Regions from separate parts of the Homo sapiens genome. Here region 2 is linked to region 1. A link is a contact called in ENCODE Hi-C or POLR2A ChIA-PET data. All regions are on one chromosome and are shown on one strand. Each heading gives the region's core, a stretch centred on a gene start or an enhancer-like site at or near the end of the contact. The rest is flanking DNA. Distances are from core to core; before and after follow the strand shown. Region 1 holds the start of MTF1 (metal regulatory transcription factor 1). Region 2 holds the start of POU3F1 (POU class 3 homeobox 1).

Evidence for each region. Hi-C counts contacts between places; a loop is a spot of excess contacts on that map. ChIA-PET counts read pairs that join two places held with the same protein, here RNA polymerase II (POLR2A). Pooled maps may share reads with other maps.
Region 2: a pooled map shows a loop between it and region 1 (5-fold over the local background). The contact joins the promoter of POU3F1 here to the promoter of MTF1 in region 1. A Hi-C loop is called at or near these places in 7 of 50 pooled maps. POLR2A ChIA-PET finds 5 or more read pairs at or near these places in 5 of 52 experiments (AG04449, H1, activated B cell and 2 more).

The regions. Positions count from the first base shown.
Region 1 is chr1:37,855,377-37,860,892 of GRCh38, forward strand. MTF1 (metal regulatory transcription factor 1) reads right to left here and starts at 4,216. Exons shown (of 11, transcript NM_005955.3): 1 at 4,155-4,216; 2 at 1,875-2,333. The coding sequence starts at 2,282. It overlaps INPP5B (inositol polyphosphate-5-phosphatase B), which reads right to left. Exons shown (of 24, transcript NM_005540.3): 24 at 5,321-5,516. RefSeq lists a silencer at 4,153-4,482.
Region 2 is chr1:38,044,210-38,049,725 of GRCh38, forward strand. It overlaps POU3F1 (POU class 3 homeobox 1), which reads right to left and starts at 2,584. Exons shown (of 1, transcript NM_002699.4): 1 at 1-2,584. The coding sequence starts at 2,534. The coding sequence ends at 1,179. It overlaps MIR3659HG (MIR3659 host gene), which reads left to right and starts at 2,925. Exons shown (of 5, transcript NR_168386.1): 1 at 2,925-3,405. RefSeq lists a silencer at 2,645-2,974 and enhancers at 2,887-3,387, 3,388-3,888.

The DNA of each region.
Region 1 (5,516 bases), core at 2,966-5,465:
CTGCTCTTGTTGTTCTGGATGTCTTCAAGCAGAAACAAGATTAACTGATGTCAGGGATGCCATAGGGAGATTTCTGCATAGGGTAGGAGGTGGGACAAGATGGTCTCTCTAAGGCTAGCAAAGGAAAAGTGATATGCCATCAATAAGCCATATGCAATTTTAAGACCTCAACCACAGCAAAAAAGATATTCCTTGCTAAATCATTCACCCTATTTCTGTTTGGTAACATCTTAGTCCTTGGTACTGTAACTACTAGTGACTTATTTTTTTCTAATTGACCTGTAATAGTTCCTGGATGGGCCGGGCATGGTGGTTCATGCCTGTAATCCCAGCACTTTGGAAGGCCAAGGCAGGTGGATCACCTGAGGTCAAGAGTTCGAGACCAGCCTGGCTAACATGGTGAAACCTCATTTCTACTAAAAATTCAAAAAATTAGCTGGGCATGGTGGTGCGTGCCTGTAATCCCAGCTACTCAGGAGGCTGAGGCAGGAGAATTGCTAGAACCCAGGAGGCAGAGGTTGCAGTGAGCCAAGATCGCACCACTGCACTCCAGCTTAGGCAACAAGAGTGAAACTCCATCTCAAAAAAAAAAATAGTTCCTAGATAATGTATATCACTACCTTTAAACCAGAACTTTTATTCTGCTAATAATAACCACTAATATAATTTGTAAAATGCTTTACAGTTTTCAAAACATCCTGACATGCATTAGCTTACTCACATTAGCTAAACATGAAAATGAAAACTTATTTTAGATAACCTGCTCTCATTTACTGTCTCTTGCCTGAATTTCCTTTTTTTTTTTTTTTTTTTTTTTTTGAGACTGAGTCTCTCTCTCTCATCCAGCCTGGAGTGCAGTGGCACGATCTTGGCTCCCTGCCACCTCCACCTCCCAGATTCAAGTAATTCCCCTGCCTCAGCTTCCCAAATAGCTGGGATTACAGGCACCCGCCACTATGCCTGGCTAATTTTTCTATTTTTAGTACAGATGGAGTTTCACCATGTTGGCCAGGGTGCTCTTAACCTCAGGTGATCCACCTGCCTCGGCCTCCCAAAGTGCTGGGATTACAGAAAGTGTTAGGATTACAGGCATGAGCCACTGTGCCCAGCCTGAATTTCTTTCTTTTTTTTTTTTTTTTTTTAGATGGAGTCTCACTCTATCGCCCAGGCTGGAGTACAGTGGCATGATCTCGGCTCACTGCAACCTCTGCCTCCCGGGTCCAAGTGATTCTCCTGCCTCAGCCTCCTGAGTAGCTGGGATTACAGCCATGTGCCACCAAGCCTGGCTAATTTTTGTATTTTTAGCAGAGACAGGGTTTCACCATGTTGGCCAGGCTGCTCTCGAACTCCTGACCTCAAATGATCCACCCGCCTCAGCCTCCCAAAGTGCTGGGATTACAGGCGTGTGCCACTGTGAAATAAAAGTTCATTAAACATTCACTAAGATAATAAAACATATTCCAGCAGATACTCATCTCTAAAACAAATCATTTAAACACAACCAGGAGATAAGCCAAATATAGTTATTTCTTCATCAAATAAGCAAACTCCAGTTATTTCCCTGTAGATAAGCTAAATAGTTATTTTAGCACCAGAAACATGGGTCTACTTAAGTGAAATTTCTGTTTTATTTATGATTTGGGGAAGGAAATTCGAGAAATTACAATTTGATATTCCCAAATTTCAATGTGGCTATACAAACCAAAAGTTCCAGAAGCAATCACAACAAAACCTGAGGCATATGTTGTTGATAGCAAAACTACTTAAGTCCTAACCCCATGCACTCCTTTACTCCCCAGCTAAAATTTGCACCAAGAATTTTGTAAGGACTTGCCCCAAAACCAAACTAGGCCCTCACTGACTGCTTTACTTACTTCTTTACGTTTTGTTTCCGGACATTCCGACTGCAGAGTGAGGGTTGCACCTTCAATATTTCTTGGCATGGGTGTGGAACCAGGGTTTATTGTCAAATGAATCTGATCTGGTGAGATAATGTGCTGCACATAACCCTGGGACATTGCTTCATGATCTATCAGGTGAAAGCCCTCTTCACCCCCTACTAGAAAAGGCAAGTGTTCTCCGCACTGTCCGTCGTCATCTTCATCCTCCAAAGTGCCAGGGTCCTGCTCAATAAGAACAGTGGTCCTATCATAAACAGTTCCAGATGAGGAAGGCACCAGTCCGTTTTTATCCACAAACCTGAGCATTTTATCATCGGGGGTCAGCTCATCTTCCTCTGCCTCAAAGTAGATGATGTTGTTGTCTGGACTGTGTTCCCCCATGGTTCAGTTGTGCTCAGCCCAGTTGTGAGAAATGAAAACGTAATGACTTGTCTGCAACAGAACAAAGCCAGAGTTAGAGTCATACCACAAGACCGACGGACCTCCTCAGCAACCACAAGGCTCATTTTCCCTCTCACTTAAAGAGCAAGCCAAAGCAAATGAAAAACCATCCTTGGGAATAATTTTTTTATTTTAACTTTAAAACCATCAAGTCATTTTTAAAGAAAAGCAATGCCGACTGGGCGTGGTGGCTCACACCTGTAATCCCAACACTTTGGGAGGCTAAGATGGGAGGATCGCTTGAGGCCAGGAGTTTGAGATCAGCCTGGTCAACATAGTGAGACCCCCATCTCTAATAAAAAAAAAAAAAAAAGAAAAAGAAAGAAAAGCAATGCTTTTCAAAAACTGAATAAGTTCATAAGACCTTCTGAATACGCCTGTCAAACAATTTGAAACTTGGTCAAAATATTTAAAGGGGACAAAAGAGCAAACAGAACAGCAGCTGCTGAAAGGCTGAGTTGCTACAAATCTTAAGGGAAACTCCATCCATTCAAATATCCTCCAAATCAGACCACGAGGCAGTAAATGGTTTCATGCAGTTTATGGTAGAAGGAGCAAGGCTTTGGAGGCAGAGTCATCTACCTACAAATCCTGTCTTTGCCTTTTACTACATGGGTAACTTTTCTGTGCCTCATTTTTCTTACGTGCAAGGTGGGACCAGTAATTCCTGTTCTCTCAAAGTTTTTATAAGAAATAAAAGAGGCAACATATGTAAAGCACAATGTTTGGTAAATAGTAGAGGAACAAGTATGAATTCCTTCCCCCCTACCTAGAACAGATGTTTCAACCTTCTGGGTGGAAGGGCTATTCCTCAATCAGGCACAAACAACGAAGATCACTGTATCTATTTATGTCCTAAAACAATATGGTGTCAACAAGAAGTTATGGTTCTGTGGTGGGCTCTCGTCCCTGAATCAATTGAGTCTTATTATTTTTGTTTCTACAGCTCCTAGCATAGTACACTGATACTATGATAAGAGTTCAGGAAATGTCAGCTAAATGACTGAAAGACATGGCTACCTACTCTCTCGTGAAGATATACTATCTTGGGAAGATACATTCTCTTGAGAAAAATACCACATTTGAAGCTTTCATGTTCTGGAATAGTGATTCTTCCTTCATCTGCAAACACAGGCTCTACAAATGTGGGTTTGGCAGGCAGAATAGAGAATTTTAAAATAATCAGCACATCCCTTTTAGTTTTCAGTCTGGCTTTGCGCTTTATCTTTCTCTTCTGCTCTGGGTTAGAAAGTGAGCCTTTACTTAGTGGGATGGCTAGACAGTTACCAGAGACAGGCCAAAGGATTGGATCCGGGAGGTACCGGCCCGACCCCTAGCTCTGGCTTACGCAACCCCACAGATGTACATTTCGCTGCATCTGAGCAGAGAGAGAAGAGCACCGAGGGCCCCAGTGGGCTGCCCCGGCACCCTCGGCGGCAACGCGGAGACCAACTGTCCGAAACAAACAAGACCAGGAGGTTTGAGGGTAGCCAACGAGGAGTGCGAACAGAGCCCCCTTGAGAGGAGGCTGGGAAAAGGAACCTGTCTGGGATAGCCCCCAGCACAGGGCTACACAGAAAAATCCGAAGACAAGCTGGGGGTCTCCAAGCAAGGAGGAGAGGGGCAGGGTCCGGGTCTCCATGGAAACAGGGAAGGGGGGCTGGATACCCATCCCCATGGAAACGGAGAAGGGGTGGGGTCCCTATGGTGACCAAACTGAGGTCTCTATTGGGAAATGCTTCAGGAGGGAGCCTAAGTCCCGCGCCTCCCGGTAAGTCCCAAGCCCAGGCCGAGTCTAGTTTCGCCTTTTACCTCCGCGGCTCCCGGCAACGGCGGCAGCAGCAGCTTCTCCCCTCCCCAGCGGCACCATGATTGCCCCCACCTTCCCCTAACGTCACTTCCGCTTCCTCTTTCCGGAGGAAGGTGGGGACAGAGGATCCGCCCCTCCCTGGCGCCTCTGGTTGGCTCAGGTTGTCAGGGGGCTGAGCTGCAGCCTCCAATTGGCGAGCGGGGCACCGAGGGGAAGGCGCCCAGGAGGTGGGTTCATCCGCGTGGGGAAGCGCCCGGGGTGGCCACGCGGGGCCCGGAGGGTGTCGCCCTCGCGGCACCGGAGTCAAGGAGAAGGGAACGAATCCCCAAGGAAGAATCCGAAATGTCCTCAGCCAGGTTTGCGCTGACCGCCCTCGCCCTGGCAGCCACAGCCGCAGCGGGAAGGACCACAGTTGGCAGTCAGAACCCTGGCTCCAACCCGCCAGGGGAGCCTGGACGGCCGCGACGTTCCCGGGTTTCTCCTGCCGGGACCCCGGCCTTCCCTTCAGCACCCATCAAAGTTAACACAGGCAGGAGGCCCAGAAAGGAAGACAAGACCCCAAAGGCAGAACTAAGAGTATTCTAAGCCCAGCTGGAGAGGACGCCGCCGCCTCTTCCCCTTCTCACGCGCTTGCCTAGGACCCCCAGCTCCCTTCTCACGCGCTTGCCCAGGCTGGCGGTCCCAACTTTCTTCCCCTGCAAGAGGACGCGGCTACGGCGGGACTCATGCCCGGGCCAGTTAGCGCCACCTACCGGCCACTCCCTTCCTTTCACCGTTCACATTGTCCTGCTGGCCCGCGTCTTAAACCCATTTCACAGTGCCCAGAAGTAGTGGGCATTCGTACCCAGGAAGCGATTCTGCCTTCGTTATGCCCCTGTCCTTTCCAAATGCCTGGAGGATCTAGCTGTTAGATCCTCCCAGCTGCCACTGCCTGTTTTAACCATAAGCTGCTTCTCTCGAATATTCAGAGTGGGACAACTCCAAAGACCAGACCAGGGGTCAAGGGGTTCAGGTCAGTGCCATAACCATTTCTTGCTGGAAGTATGTGAATAGTGACTGGTACCCACCAGACTGCCAGGAATATGTCTCTTTGGCCCCAAGGCTTGAGCCACAAAATCCAGCTGCAGCGAACTGCCATCTCTTAAGACATAAAAACATACACAACCGCCACTGTTAAAAATACATTTATCATTAAAATATATTACACATGGAGACAGGATGCATCATATACAGTTTGGAAGACTTGCTGGCCCAGAAAATCCCACTTGTTTCACCGAACACTCATTTTTTCAGTGATTTTACATTTTATTTTTAGAGACGGGGTCTCCCTCTCTCACCCGGGCTGGCGTACAGTGATGTGGTCA
Region 2 (5,516 bases), core at 1,334-3,833, 190 kb after region 1:
TCACATATTTACATGGTTCCCACCTCACCCCAAACTTGGGGAATTTCTCTCCCGGCCTCCCCTGGCATCCCGCATCCCGGCGGGCTGGAAAGGGAGCAGAGGGAAGCTGCAGGGAATCAGGCGGAGGGTTCTCAGGGAACGGCTTATTTCTACAGCTGGTTAAAAAACAATCTCTCTAACTTTTCCAAGTTTCGTTTGGTGTGGCCAGGAGGGCAGGGCCCCGCGGGGAGCAGGGGCCGCGCTATGCGGCGGTCGGTCTGCAGCAGGGCAGAAGCCCCTTCCCGTCTGGGTGTGTGGGAGCGCAGACCCCTCCGGCGTGGCCGGGAACCAAGCCGGGGCTCGGATGAAACGAAACGAAAAATGAACACTCGAATTTTTTTTGTTAGTTTTTTTTTTTTTTTTTTGCTTTTTTTTGGGGGGAGGGTAGGGTAGGGAAATATAAGGGGAAAAATAAATTAGGCTAGATTAAAGCTTTGGCTATTTCCTGCTTTTATACACAGACGCGGCTCTCGCGACCTCCCCTCCGGGGCCCCGATAAATACAGTATACTGCGATTTAAATTAAGGGCGCGGGCGGAGTTAGAAGGACCCCAGGAGCCGAGAGGCTCCACGAATAAATAAAAACCGTAAAAAACCAAGCCCGGAGAAAGGGGAAAGCGGGGTGGGGCGCATCCTTATAGGAGAGAAGAGGCGTGTAGCGAATAAAGTGACAGCCCCCCACCCTGGACCCGCAGGCTCAGGAGTCCACGCGGGGAGAGGGGATGGAGAACTCTCCTCGCTTCGTCCTCTCTCCCGGGGAATCCCTAACCCCGCACTGCGTTACCTGTCGCTTTGGGGAGGCCGCTGCCGGGATCCGGCCCCGAACAGCCCGGGGGGGCAGGGGCGGGGGTCGTCGAGGGGATGGGGGCAGAGAGCAGGCGGCGGGCAGGATGCCCGGGGTGAGTTGGCGAGTTCCGGATCTTCGCTCCTCTCTCCCGGGGCTCGGGCGACGCAGCCTACCGGGCTGTCTTCGCCGCTCACCGGAGAGGGTCGTCCGGGTGTTTGGTTTTGTTCGAAAGTTTCTGGGCTTTTTTTTTTTTTTGTAAAATCCAAAGCAACCGAACAAAAAGAGTCCAGGCCGCGCGGGCGGGCTGCGCGCCCGCGCCCTGCAGCGCGCCGGCGGGGGCCCGGCCCGCGGGGTCACTGCACTGAGCCGGGCAGTGTGTGGTGGTGGTGGTGGTGCAGCGCCGCCGGCGGGGGCGGTGGGGGCGCGGAGGGTGGCGATGCGCCGCCCCCGCCAGGCCCTAGCTCCCCAGGCGCGTATACATCGTCCATGGGCGGGTGGCCCGCGCCGGCCGCAGGGGTCATGCGCTTCTCCTTCTGCCGCCGGTTGCAGAACCAGACGCGCACCACCTCCTTCTCCAGCTGCAGGCTGTCTGCCAAGCCGGTGATCTCGTGCGCCGAGGGCTTGGGGCACTTGAGAAAGTGGCTCTCGAGCGCGCCTTTGACCCCCACCTCGATGGACGTGCGCTTCTTGCGCTTGCGGCCCTGCGCCGCGATCTTGTCCAGGTTGGTGGGGCTGCCGCTGGACGAGTCGGTCTCCTCCAGCCACTTGTTGAGCAGCGGCTTGAGCTTGCACATGTTCTTGAAGCTCAGCTGCAGGGCCTCGAAGCGGCAGATGGTGGTCTGCGAGAACACGTTACCGTAGAGCGTGCCCAGCGCCAGCCCCACGTCGGCCTGCGTAAAGCCCAGCTTGATGCGCCGCTGCTTGAACTGCTTGGCGAACTGCTCCAGGTCGTCCGAGCTGGGCGCATCCTCGTCCGAGTGCTCGCCCACCGATGAGCCGCCGCCGCCCGCGCCCGGGTGCAGGTGCGCCGCCGCCGCGTGCAGGCCGCCCGCGTGTGCATGTCCGTGTGCGTGTCCGTGGGCGCCCAGATGCGGCGGCGGCGACGGCTCCAGCTGCGCCTCGTGGCCATCCTCGTGCAGCGCGTGGTGCAGGCCCGGCCCCGCGCCGCCACCGCCCGCCGCCAGCATCCCGGCCAGGCCGCCGCCGCCGCCCCCCGGGTAGGCCGCCTGCGCGTACAGCCCGAGCGGCTGGGGCTGGTGGCCCCCGCTGGCCCCGGGCGAGGGCGACATGGCCGGGCCCAAGTGGTGCGCTGTGCTGCCCTGCGCCCATGCCGCGCCCGCGTGGGCCGCCCCCTGGTGCACCAGGCGCGCGTGGAAACCTCCGCCGCCGCCGCCGTCGTCGGCTCGGCCGGTGCCGCCGCCGCCTGCCTTGCCGTGTTCTAGGTGCGGGCCGCCGGCCCAATCGCCGCCGCCGCCTCCTCCCGTGGGTAGCCACTGGGGGTGCGCTAGGCCCACGGGGTGGCCCGCGCCCGCGCCCAGCCACTCGTGGTGCATCAGCTTCTGCACTTCGCGGTACGCGGCCCCTGCATGCAATCGCTCCGCGGCCGCCGCCGCCGCCGCCGCCGCCGCGGCGTCCGGGTGCATAAGCGGCCCGGTGCCCCCGGCTCCGCCACCGGGGCCCCGCGGCAGGTACTGCGCGGTGGTGGCCATGCCGCCCCGCGCCCTGCGCCGCGCCGCCGCCGCCGCTCCGCTCCGTCTGCGGGCCCCGCCGCCTCGCTCCGCCGGCTTAAAGCCCCGACCCGCTCGGCGCTCCGGAGCCCCACCCCGCCCGCCGCCCATTGGCTGCCCGCGGAGCTGCCTCCCGCCTCCCCTGCCCGGCCCCCGCCCCGCGCGCCCGCCCGCCACCCTGCCCGGCCGCCCAGAGCTCTCCATTGGGCGTCGCTCCCGGGGTCCCGCGCGCCGGCCGTGCTGATTGGCCGCTGGGGCTTCATTCACGGCCCCCCTACCGTCCGCGTACACACTCACGCCCCGGGGGCGCGGCCGCCACGTGGGGAGTGGCGCGGGGGTGGCCCTGGGACCGCACCCCCTCTCGTCCTGGCTGTGTGGGCCCCGCTTTCCCCCAGCGCTGGAGACTCCGAGCCCGGCCGGTCCCACATTCCACGCGAGCTGAATTCCCGCCCGCATCCCGCCCGGGCAGCAGGGATTGCCGGCTCCGGGAGGCGCTCGGGCTCCGAGAAGCGGCTCAGCCCCGCGCCCCTCCCTCCTCAGTACCGCTGCCGGCGGACCAGGATTCCCGCGGGTCCTGGCGGCTGCGAGCGCGAGGCGGCGCGGATTCGCGGCTCGGTTCCGGCGCGACTGCTCACCGCGCCCGCCTCGCCTCCCGCGGCTGCCAGCGTGCACTGGGCGCTCCTCGGCGCGTCTGCCCGGCCCGTCTCGGCTTTCCTTCTCCTTCCTCTAGTCCCAGCGTCACAACTCCGCCGACCTCCTCTGCCCTGAGAGCGCGTCCGGTGCGGGCGGAGTCGGACGGACTCTGGCTTCACGCCTCGCGCGGGCACACCTTCTCCCGGGCACTGAGGCCCAGGTGAGTACCGCGCGGGCAGCTGGGGCTGGGACGGCGGGCGGCAGCGGTTCTACAGTCCTACGCGAGCCCCTGGTACCCGGCCGCGCTCCGGGGTTCCAGAAGGAGAAGATCTCGAGGTGGAGACTGTGGCTCCGGGGAAAACGCTGCTGGCAAGGGCGCTAGTTGGGGGTGGACGTTGGGCCCAGGGGTATCTGACCTGCGCCGCTGCAGCCTTCTCGCTCCTTCTCCCAGCTTGAACGGCTCATCGGCTGTGGTCGTGGTGGGATCACGCCCCGGGAGAGGAGAAGGATGGGCTCAGGGAAGGGGCTCGGGCTCTCCAGAAATCCGGCGTGCAGGCCGGGAGCTGTCCAGCCTCGCTAAGAGCCCTGGGCTAGAGTTTGCCCGGACTTGCCTGGAGCTGCTGAAAAGGGAATTGAGATTGAGGAGGCCTTGTTGGAAAGGTGGGCAGTGGAATTTAGCTACCTCCTCACGCCCCAGCCCTTGAGGACTCCCTGAAGGATCTTGAGTGGAGTCGGACCTCACTGCAGTTCCTTTGTGCCTTCTTACCCGACCTTGGGCCCCAGGCTGAGGGTACTGAGCTGTGTTTTCTCCTCTTCCCCACACCGAGGCTTGGGTCCCAGGGAGTCTTCAGCTGCCAGTCCTCCCTCTTTTCTCTCCTGGATCTAGCCTCAAGTGGATTTATAGCTTACAGGGCCCTGGGGTCCCAGATCACAGAACTGAGCTGGGGGCCCACCTAGGGCCCCACTGGGCAAATCAGGTCTGTGGAATAAATCCTTAGATTGAAAAAAGTTGCTGGGGGCTCAGGTGGCAGCTGCCATTGGAACGATCCAGGGCGGCTGGGACAGAGTTGACAGTGACAGGGGTCACCCTGGGCACAGACTTTGATCATGTGGGCCCTGAATGCCCTAGGACCAGCCAGGGAAGGAGTGGGACAGAGCAGGGCCCTTATCCTGCCATTGGCCACTGTCCTGAGCAGGCTCCGTGGTCCCACCCTAGCTGTAAGAGCTGCGATGGAGCTCTGTGTCTGAACCGAGCTAGAGATACTGGGCTTTCCTGGACTCTGGCCCAGGGAATGGTCACCTTGAGGCAGCCCAGGTCTTTCACCTTTCCCAGGCCTGGGAGGTAGGAGGAAGACTGGGAATTCCGCAGTGAAGTCCATGCTCGTGCCAGCCCTAACCAGGCCTGTGTGATATTGAAGCTTGGGCTTTCAACCTGGAGCTGCCATCATCTCCCTGGGCAAGAGTAACTCTGGTCTAGCCTTCCTAGCTCTTGGTTTTCCTTCCTGTATGTTGGGAATAACAGTACTATAGGCAGCCCACCTGTCTCACTAAGGTAGGTCAGATAGTTATGTGAGACAACGGGGGTGTAAAGCTCTCAGATAGGTGTTTACTTTGGTCGTTTCCATTGTTGCTGTTCAGTGACAGGCAAGGCATTCCCCCTCTCTAACTAAATCTCAGTTTCTCCACCTGTAGCGTGGGATTGCAGAGGTTTGGACCAGTCGACCTCTCTGGCACTTCTCACTCTCATGGTCTGTGATTCTGTGAATCTGTCTCAGTTCCTGTTGAAGGAAGTCTGGACAGCGGGCAGGTGTTTTGATTTCCAGCCTTTGGAATTGCCACTGAGGCTGGAAGAACAATGACCAACAGGCACGGATTTTTTTTTTTTTTTTAAATTATACTTTAAGTTCTGGGATACATGAACAGAATGTGCAGGTTTGTTACATAGGTATACATACAGGCACAGTGTTTTAGCAAGTACTTTTACCTGTACCTCTCAGCCCTGTGAGAGAGCACTGAGATTATTATCTTCATTGCCTAGATGAGGGACCCAAAATTTGTCCAAGGGCACAGGACCTGTGAGTTTTCACTCATCATTCCCCTCATTACCGTGGGATGGGGGTCTATGGAGGCAGCAGCTTTGGCTGGCACAGCAAAGAGAGCCCTTGGCCCTGTTTCTGGTAGGTCTCAAGGGCAGGCCAGGGCCTGCTGGGGCTCCTGAAACCGTCTTCCCATGTCTGTGCTGAATTGAGGGGCATCAGCAGTAGAGCAGTAGCGAGGCTTCTAGGTTATCAGCTTGTCACCCAGCAAATCAAAGTCCCAATCCCACCATGT